Linked DNA regions of Homo sapiens: region 2 is linked to region 1. A link is a contact called in ENCODE Hi-C or POLR2A ChIA-PET data. All regions are on one chromosome and are shown on one strand. The core of a region is the stretch at or near the end of the contact, and the rest is flanking DNA. Distances in the headings are between cores, read along the strand shown.

Region 1 (4,944 bases), core at 1,066-3,565:
TGATTTTAATTTAATCAGAAGTATCCTCATTGTTTCCATTTAACTGGAATTTTTTCTGAGACGGGGTCTTGCTCTGTCACCCAGGCTAGAGTGCAGTGGCACCATCACAGTTCACTGCAGCGAACTCTTGGGCTTGAGTGATCCTCCCACCTCCCCCTCCCAAGTTGCTGGGACCACACTTGGCTAATTAAAAAAAAATTTTTTTTGTAGAGACGGGGTCTCACTATGTTGCCCAGGCTGGTCTTGTGTTAACAACACCTTTGCAACCACAGCAACTCCTGACCTGTGGGCCCTTGCCTGGGGCCCCCTCTCTCCTCCTTTCTTCCTCCTCTCTCCTCCCCAGATGAGCTGAAAGCAATTCCTGCAGCCAAAACTAGCCCTTCCAACCAACTTCATGTTTGACAAGCATCTGTTTCTACAGCAACAATAAGAGCTACAGTTTTGGGATTTTGAAGAAAATGGGCGGGACAAAGGGTAGAGGATCCTCTATAGGGTCTTTCAAAGGCACAGAAGAGAGACCTCAAAATCAGTCATCAAAGGAAGACAAGCGATCTTGCTGCCTAGACCTCCCAAAATGTTGGGATTATGGGCATGAGCCATAACACCCGGCCAGCTTCAATTTGAATAGCCACTCATGGCTAGTAGCTACCATATTGAACAGTACGGCTCTAAACAGCTCCCAGAAAGAAATAGTTGGGTGTTCTTGAAGGTTTGTTTCCTCCTTCAGAGTCCCCCTGGTAAGGCAGGGGATGGTGGCATTTCCCCTTCCTCTCAAGAAGGAAGAGCTGTCCTCTCTGGCAATTTCTACACCTCAACCACCACCAGCTCTGGAATCCTAATGCCCCAGGGCCAGCAGGTCCCTGGCTGTGTGCCACCACAACTGGGGCAGCGCTTCCTTTCCTCGCCAAGGATGTCTTCTGCCCAGCTTTGTAACACACAGGTACTCACATGCCCCAGTGGATTTGGCCCAGGCTGTTAGCACAGAGGTGGTGGGTTGGTAGGCAAGGTAGAGGCTTTTGCTTCTTCCTGTTTCTATGGACATAGGGTTTGTGCTTTATTTTTTACTTCAGAGGGTTTTAGAAACAGGCCCAATAGGGGCTCCAGAGGTGAACACACAGATTCTCAAATATTTATTGGATGTCCAGTGTTACGAGGAACCTGAGGCTTGTCTAGAAGAACTTCTCTGACTTTGAGAATAAGCACCACAGGCCTCCATCTCTCACACCCAGGAAGACCTTACTGATATTTTATTTAAATTGCTGTGGCTGACCCTTAAGCTGGCTTCCTTTTTTTTCTTCTGTGGAAATGGAGAAGAGTTGTCATTTATATGAAAAAGAGAACAATGCTTCATTATGTTTATTCCCTCCTGTCTACCAGAGGGGGTGGATAGGAGAACATAGTGCATGTGGTACATTTAGGAGACCCAGAAGTGACCCAAGTCCTGATGAGATGTGGGGCAGGGCTGTGGAGGATTTTGGGAAAGGATCCTCAAGGCTGGCTCATGGCTTTGGGCCTTGGGGGAGCTTGGCAAAGCAGAGGCAATTTGGAAGTCCCCGGGGGCCATGAGGAAATCCCCAGCAGCTGAGAGACCTCAGAGAGCAGCAGGCCTGCTGTCGGGCCAGTCAGGTGGTCCCTGCAGTCGGCCGCATATGCCTGCCTAGTCTTTGGGGATTGACTCAGGGTCTTGGCAGAGAGGACAAGCCCAGGCGTCCCTACTTGGGCTCTGTGCCCGAAAAGGTGTGGTGGCACATGGCTCTGAGCAAACTGATGGGTGTGCCAATGCAGGGACTGGGTGGGTGTAGGGGCTGGGGGGAGTGTCAGAGCCCCAAGCCTCGGCGACCACCTCTGGGGCAGTGATCTGTGGCTCGCCGTCCCATACCCACTGACCTTCCTGATTGCTTGTCTCTAGACAAGCCCCTCTCTAGAACAGGCTTTCCTGGCGTCTTTTGACCTTGCATTCATGTATTCATTCATTTATTCCATCAATAAGCATTTACTGAATGCCTACTATATGTAGGAACTGTTTTAGGTTCTGGGGATAGAGCGGTGATAAAAACAAAGTGGGCACCGAGCTCATCCCTGCCTCTTCTTGCCCTACGCGTCCTGGGGACGGCGAGAGGCCATCTTGCCGCCGCAGCCCCCTCGGGCCGGAGCTCCTGGGGGACGCCTCCTGGGGGTGGGGCCTGGAGGCCGGCCTGGCGGAGGTGAAAGCGGCCCCAGCAAAGCGGGAGGGTAGATGAGAAGGGGGCTGCCACCCTCTGCTGGGCGCCAGCGGCGCTGCAGGGCGGAGCTTCCAGGGCTCTAGGCGCATGTGCTGGGCTTGGCCCCACCCCCTTGGCCCCGCCCAGGCTCCGGCTGGCCGGTGGGCCAACCCGGGAAGTGCCGCCCCGGGCCTGGGGCTGACTCGGCCCTCACAGAGCCTGACCCGTGCGTAGGGTGCTGAGTGGCTGGGGTGGCCCTGGGCATGCGCCGTTGGTCACTCCAGGTTTCCTCTCAGCCCTCCTTCTCCTCTCTGAGACCATCCCTAGGCTTCTTAAAGGGAGTCTGCCCTATAACCCTTCAGAATCCACTGGCTATCGGCACTGGTAGAATTTCATAAAAAATCTTGGCACCTCAATACCAATCGCTGTCTCCTAACACTACTGTTTCATACGAGGTGACATTTTGTTACTTACACACACACACACACACACACACACACACACACAAAAGAATAAAGGATAATTCCTCCCAAGAAAGGGAAGGGACTCCTGCGCTGGCATTTTCTTTGAGACAGGTGTAGACTCTAGTACTGGCCCTAGGGCTGGTGCTGAGGACCTCTGAAGTGGTCATCCTGGAAGTGCACCTGCCACCCTAGTGGCTGGGCCCTCCCACTTCAAAAGCAAGTGCTCCAGGCCCTCCTGGCCCTGAGCTCTGAGTGCTTTAAACAGGACTCTCCCCAACTCCCTAAATATAGTTCTATTATTGACACTTTACACACCGCAAATTTGTAATACAAGGATCATATAATTAGTACCCATTTATGGCAACAGTGCTTATAGACTTTTTTTTAGGAGTTTTGATTTACAGGGGAACTAGAGGGACAAATGGGGTCAGAGAAGTATTCTTTTGTTAAGATATATTTTGTTAAGATATATATATCTCATTGTTAAGATATATCTTAACAAAATATATCTTCCCAAGCTTTAAACCTTGGTATCTTTCCTTACTTTTCTCAATCTCCACCCAGACCCGCTTGTGCCCATTTCCCATCCTTCCCCAAATAGTCACCAAGTCCAGCTTATTTTTTCTCTTGAGTCACCCTCTCTTCCCCATCAACTGCCAGAATCCTAGGCAGACCCTTCTTATCTCTCATTTGGCATCACCTTTTACCTTGACTTCCTTTTTTTTTTTTTTTTTTTGTCACCCAGGCTGGAGTGCAGTGGCATGGTCGTAGCTCACTGTAATCTGTAACCTTGAACTCCTGGGCTCAAGTGATTGATCCTCCCACCTCAGCCTCTGAAGTAGCTAAGACTACAGTTGCAGGCCACCACGCCTGGCTAATTTTTAAATTTTTTGTAGACGGGTCTCTGTGTTTCCCAGGCTGGTCTTGAACTCCTGGTCTGAAGTGATCCTCCTGCCTCTGCCTTCCAAAGTTTTGGGATTACAGGTATGAGCCACCATGCCTGACTACCTTGACTTTCTAATGTTCTTTCACCTTCCAGCCTCCTTTCTCCTCCTCTTGCATCCTGTTAGCTCAGAATGTTTTTTGGTTTTTGTTTTTTGTTTTTAGGCAGGGTCTCTCACTCTGTCACCCAGGCTGGAGTGCAGTGGTGTGATCATGACTCACTGCAGCCTTGACCTTCCCTGGGCTCAGGTGATCCTCCCACTTCAGCCTCCCAAGTAGCTGGGACCACAGGCATGCCACCACCACACCCAGCTAATTTTTGTGTTTTTTGTAGAGATGGGATTTTGCCATGTTGCCCAGGCTGGTCTTGAACTCCTGAGCTCAAGCAATCTGCCTTCCTCGGCCTCCCAAAGTGCCGGGATTACAGGAATAAGCCACCATGCCTGACCTGCTCAGCATTCTTAAGGCACAGGTTAAATCATGCCCCATCACTCTCCAAAAGCTTGTTGTGCCTCCCATTGTTTTCCAGGCAGGTGGTGGTGTGTAAGGAGCTGGGCTCTGGAATCTGAACAATCTGAGTTCAAATCACCTGGCCAGTCACAATCTGTGTGATCACAGGCAATTATTTAACCTCTGTAAACCCCGTTTCCCCATTCCACAATTCCCCTTCTCATTACCTCGCAGGGTTTTGAGAGGAAAACCAGTAGCATGTGCCTGGCCATGGCTAGTGCTTGGTGTGTACCTTCTTGTTCCTTTGACTGCCCACCTTGCTTTCATCTCAGGTACAGCTCTTTCAGGTGAGAGTAACAGAAAGCCCAGCTCAACTGGCTTAAAAAGAAGATATGTGTTGTCACCAGTATCTGAAAAGTCCAGCAGTAGAACCGGCTACAGGCTCAGCCTTATCTGGAAACATTAACAGTGTGACCAAGACCTGACCTTTTCTGTCTCTCACCCCATCTTCTAGGCAGCCTTGGTCCTCAGACAAGTAATGGCAAAATGTCACAGCCCCAGGTTCTAGTTGTGTGGATAGAGATGTGTGACTCTTTGAATAATCCCCAAGTTTCATTATGTATCCTTGAAACTGATTGGGTCACATGCCCTCCATGAACCTATAGCCTGAGGATATTCTTATTGGCCAGGATATTCTTATTGGCCAGGGCGAAGTCATGTGCTGGGGTGGGTCCCCAGAGGGGAAAATGGAGTGCTATAATCAGAGGATGGAGGAATGGGTGGTGGGCAGCAGAAACAACACATGTCCACTACAGCACACACTTGCTTGATTTGAGACCCAGCTTCCTTCCCAGCTTTATCCCTCCCTCCTTGGTTTCCTATATGTG
Region 2 (4,714 bases), core at 1,621-4,120, 280 kb before region 1:
TGGCTATTCACAGATGTTTGTTGTCTTGTTTTAATCCTTTTCAGAAGATGGTTTATAATAGACTGTAAGACTTTAACAGGTGCTCTCAAATACAGACTTCAGATAACTTTGGAGATTGTTAACATTTTAATAAAGGAAAATGAACAGGACTCATGAAGAGCTGAAATGTTTACAAATATCAAGCAAAACAAGAGTTAACTAAATGGACTGAACTCAGAAAGCTGAAGCAACCTTTCTGACTTTTGGCTGGAATATTGCTGATCCTTGTTTGGTTTTTCAGAGTCAAGGAAACTCATTTTGAACTATTTACGGCCTTTAATAATTGAGTAAGGTATATTCCTAAGAAAAAAACTTTGGAGCATGTTATGTTTCTCTCCGCCTGGTGCCTCTAAAATTTGAAAACTGTCTGTGAGTATTCTTTAATTTTTTGATTTTTAAATTTTTAAAACATTTTTTACTTATTTATTTTTGAGACAGAGTTTCACTCTTGTTGCCCAGGCTGGAGTGCAGTGGCTCAATCTGAACTCAATGCAACCTCTGCCTCCCGGGTTCAACCGATTCCCTTGCCTCAGCCTTTCAAGTAGCTGGGATTACAGGCACCAGCCACCACGCCCAGCTAATTTTTTGTATTTTTAGTACAGATGGGGTTTCACCATGTTGGCCAGGCTGGTCTCGAACTCCTGACCTCGTGATCCGCCTGCCTTGGCCTCCCAAAGTGCTGGGATTACAGGCGTGAGCCACCGCACCCCGCCTATCTGTGAGTATTCTTATGGCAATATAAGTATTTGCAATAGTGCAATGAGAATTCATTTTTCTTTTGTAACAGGATACAACTGGAGAAAATGGTTATTTTAACAAGGCTTTTACTGGAAGGGTATGCTCCCCTTTAAGGAGTCAAGCTCGAAGTCGAACTTGCAGAACCAACAAAAGCCCCATGGAGAAAGTGACCTAATACCCTCATCTTCGCAGTCCTTGTACAGGGTTCCTGACCTGTGGTCAGTAAAGAATGTCACTTTCTAACAGGTTCTAGGAGCTCCAAGTTTATCTTGGGACCTTAAGAGGAGAGGATCACCCAACTCATAGGTGTTTCAAGGTCTTATCTGAGATTCCTTGGGGAATAGAGTTCCATCAAAGCCAATCTAAAAGGCCTATGTAGACATAATTATTCTTGCTATACTTTAGGCAAATAATCAGGTCAAGTATAGGGCTAAGGGATTTTGCAAACCACTCAGTCCTATCATGATTTTTTAACAAAAATGAGGACTGGAAAGAGAGAGATCATGTTCCAAAATTTACCATACATTTGTCATTAAATTCTGAACTCATTGGTTGTTTTTAAGTTTTCACCTACATTTTAGACTAACCCTGCTTGTTCCTGTGAACTAACCAGCAATCTCCAGCTGCATCTCAGAAAGAACAACGGGGATGGGTAATGTAAAAATCTGGACCAATATTCTAGTTCTGAGCAATTATCCTTCAAATTCTTCCAGGTGATGGGAATACATAGGATGCCCATCACAGAGGTTTCCTTTTGGGAAAGTAAGACCAAGGGAGCTAACCAAAGCCAAGCACCATGCACCCAAATCCTAGCAAGCATAACTAGAGCCACCAGTTATCTGGGTGTGTCACAAGACATCCTTTCCTCTCCCTTACTGGAGGAGGACTCGGTTCCACAGTTTCACCTTAGCATTTGGCTTACAAGGAGTCCATGCAACTCCCCTGAGACACATCTTTGTCCCAGACTCAATTCCAAATTTCAGGTCAAAGCCCTAGGAAAAAAACTGGATCTGAGGGATCCAGAGGCAAATGACAACAGAGGTTAAAAGGCACATTGCAGGTGAGCGTGGCTGACTCCTGCTGATTAAGCCAACTCCAAGCTTCCTGTTTCATGGATAAAGGCCACATTAATATCCATGGCATAAATGAGGCCTAGGGAACTCCAAAGCTACTGACTGTAGGTGGGAAACAGACATAGGTGAGACAAATAATTCCTATTGTCTCGACACCCCTGTTTCATGGGTGCAAGCCACTTTGGTACTCATGGTGGCACCTGCCAAGGTCGCCAGAACTCGGGGATGCAAGGACAGAAGACTGAAAGAGGACACTCTTTCCTCTCACTCTCACGTATCCTGAGTATATGCTAGGAAAATAAGGGAACCAGGGAGGCCTGCTTCCCTCTTTCTAGATTGGTAGCCATTCATCTTCAATCTGTACCCCTTTCAAATGCATCCTGAACCTCTGGGACTCCTTTAAAAGGAGGCTTTTTCCCTTTCTCCTCAGTTCTCTCTTCACTAATAGATAATTGTGTTTCTGTACTACAAGACACTCCCCTCAAATGCATCCTCCGAACTAGAAAGAGTTAATTTCCCAAACTTTAAACTGGTTGGCTTAGGATTGGGCTCAGAGGAAGGGAACCCAAAAGCCCAACATGCCAGCAAAAGGGTAAAGTTTCTTTACCAGTCGGGTTTTTGGCCTCCCTCTCCCTGTGAAAATTGGTAAAAGGCCTCAGTATTTTTCAGCTCTCCTTACCCCGCCCCTTGTTTCGTTTTGATGCATGTTTTCTAATAACCCGGTTTGTCTGTTCTTGCCTTCAGGCCATCAAACTCCAAATGGTCATGCAACCGGAGCCTCTGATGGTGGCCCCTTCTGCTGGGAACCCCTAAATAGGCCTCTTAGGGAGCTCTGACTGCTGTTTCCCCCAAAACAGGCCCCTGTCAGCAGGAAGCAGTTAAGATCGGTCTTCGTCCGTGTCCTTAATCTAACAATTGCTAGATTAGAGGGGAAATGAGATAGCCAGGTGGGAGAGGGTCCCCAGAGAAACTACAACAAGCCTGCCCACTGGAGCTGAGCCTCAGGAGGTTCATGCCATTTGCAGTGGGGAGGAGTCTGGCCCCTCCACTTCCTGTGTGGAACCTGAGATTTGAATGGCAGGGCGGGAAGTGCTCTAGCAGGAGACTCTGGCCTTGTGGAGTATCCCTATTTCCCCTTTTTTTCCCTTTTCACCCAATAAAACCCTCTGCTTTACTCACCCTTTAAACTGTCTGCAAGCCTGAATTTTCATAGCCATGGGACGGACAAGTTCTTTAGCTGAACTAAGGAAAAGTCCTGCAATGCTAACAGAGCTGCCTTAGTTTCTAGAGTGAAGAATCTTTTTACATTCTTTTTTTTTTTTTTTTGAGACAGAGTCTAGCTCTGTCACCCAGGATGGAATGCAGTGATCTCGGCTCACTGCAACATCCACTCCCGGGTTCAAGCAATTCTCGTGCCTCAGCCTCCTGAGTAGCTGGGATTACAGATGCCCGCCACCACGTCCAGCTAATTTTTGTATTTTTAGTAGAGACAGGGTTTCACCATGTTGGCCAGGCTGGTCTTGAACTCCTGACCTCGTAATCCACCCGGCTTGGCCTCCCAAAGTGCTGGCTCACAAGCGTGAGCCACTGCACCTGGCTACATTCTTTTATTAGCCCTATAACTGAGACTCAAACTCTACTTACATTCTCTTGCATTACTAGTAATTCAAAAAGATAACTATGGTAAGGCCCTGGAGACTCAGTGGCTCATGCCTATAATCCCAACACTTACGAAGGCCGAGGCAGGAGGACTGCTTGAGCCCAGGAATTCAAGACTGGCCTAGGCAACATTGCAAGACACTGTCTCTACAAAAACTTTAAAAATTAGCCAGGTGTGGTGGCAAACACCTGCAGTCCTAACTACTCAGGAGGCTAAGGCAGAAGGATCCCTTGAGCACAGGAGTTTAAGGTTGCAGTAAGCTATGATCTGAGAGACAGAGCACAACTCTGTCTCTCTCTAAAAAAAAAAAAAATTTGGACAGGTGTGGTGGCTCACGCCTGTAATCCCAGCACTTTGGGAGGCCAAGGTGGGTGGATCACCTGAGGTTAGGAGTTCAAGACCAGCCTGGTCAACATGGTGAAACCCCATCTCTACTAAAAAATACAAAAATTAGCCAGGCAGGCCGGGCACAGTGGCTCACGCCTGTAATCCCAGCACTTTGGGAGGCCGAGATGGGTGGATCACGAGGTCAGGAGTTTGAGACCAGCCTGTCCAATATGGTGAAACCCCATCTGTTGGGAACAGGCCTCCAAATCTGGCCATAAACTGGCCCCAAAACTGGCCATAAACAAAATCTCTGCAGCACTGCGACATGTTTGTGATGGCCATGATGCCCACGCCGAAGGTTGTGGGTTTACCGAAATGAGGGCAAGGAACACCTGGCCCACCCAGGATGGAAAACTGCTTAAGGCGGTCCTAAGCCACAAACAATACCATGAGTGATCTGTGCCTTAAGGACATGCTCCTGCTGCAGATAACTAGCCAGGGCCCATACCTTTGTTTTGGCCCATCCCTTTGTTTCCCATTTTAGTTAATCTATAATCTATAGAAACAATGCTTATCACTGGCTTGCTGTCAATAAATATGTGGGTAAAACTCTGTTTGAGGCTCTCAGCTCTGAAGGCTGTCAGCCCCCTGATTTCCCACTCCACACTTTATATTTCTGTGTGTGTGTCTTTAATTCCTCTAGCAACGCTGGGTTAGGATCTCCACAACCGAGCTGGTCTCCGCACACGGAGCTGGTCTCGGCACCCATCTCTACTAAAAAGTACAAAAATTAGCAGGGTGTGGTGGCTCACGCCTGTAGTCCTAGTTACTCAGGAGGCTGAGGTAGGAGAATCGCTTGAACCCGGGAGTCAGAGGT

What was found. A loop is a pair of places that touch in the nucleus more often than their neighbours do. ChIA-PET counts read pairs that join two places held with the same protein, here RNA polymerase II (POLR2A). Pooled maps may share reads with other maps.
Region 2: a pooled map shows a loop between it and region 1 (2.0-fold over the local background). The contact joins two enhancer-like sites. A Hi-C loop is called at or near these places in 1 of 50 pooled maps. POLR2A ChIA-PET finds 5 or more read pairs at or near these places in 3 of 52 experiments (GM12878, activated B cell and activated T-cell).

What each region holds. Positions count from the first base shown.
Region 1 is chr17:29,146,347-29,151,290 of GRCh38, reverse strand. The region is part of intron 2 of MYO18A (myosin XVIIIA); the gene reads left to right. All of the region lies in intron 1 of LOC124903967 (a long non-coding RNA gene), which reads right to left. Among named protein-coding and RNA genes, the nearest start is that of MYO18A, 32 kb to the left of the region's middle. RefSeq lists enhancers at 1,396-1,445, 1,466-1,655 and a silencer at 2,036-2,515. Within about 2 kb of position 2,315, at least 39 of the 41 ENCODE cell types and tissues checked have a DNase peak (open chromatin) inside an H3K27ac peak, as active enhancers do; they include GM12878, where a contact is called at or near this core.
Region 2 is chr17:29,431,887-29,436,600 of GRCh38, reverse strand. The region is part of intron 1 of TAOK1 (TAO kinase 1); the gene reads right to left. Among named protein-coding and RNA genes, the nearest start is that of MIR4523, 44 kb to the right of the region's middle. Within about 2 kb of position 2,870, at least 2 of the 41 ENCODE cell types and tissues checked have a DNase peak (open chromatin) inside an H3K27ac peak, as active enhancers do; they include GM12878, where a contact is called at or near this core.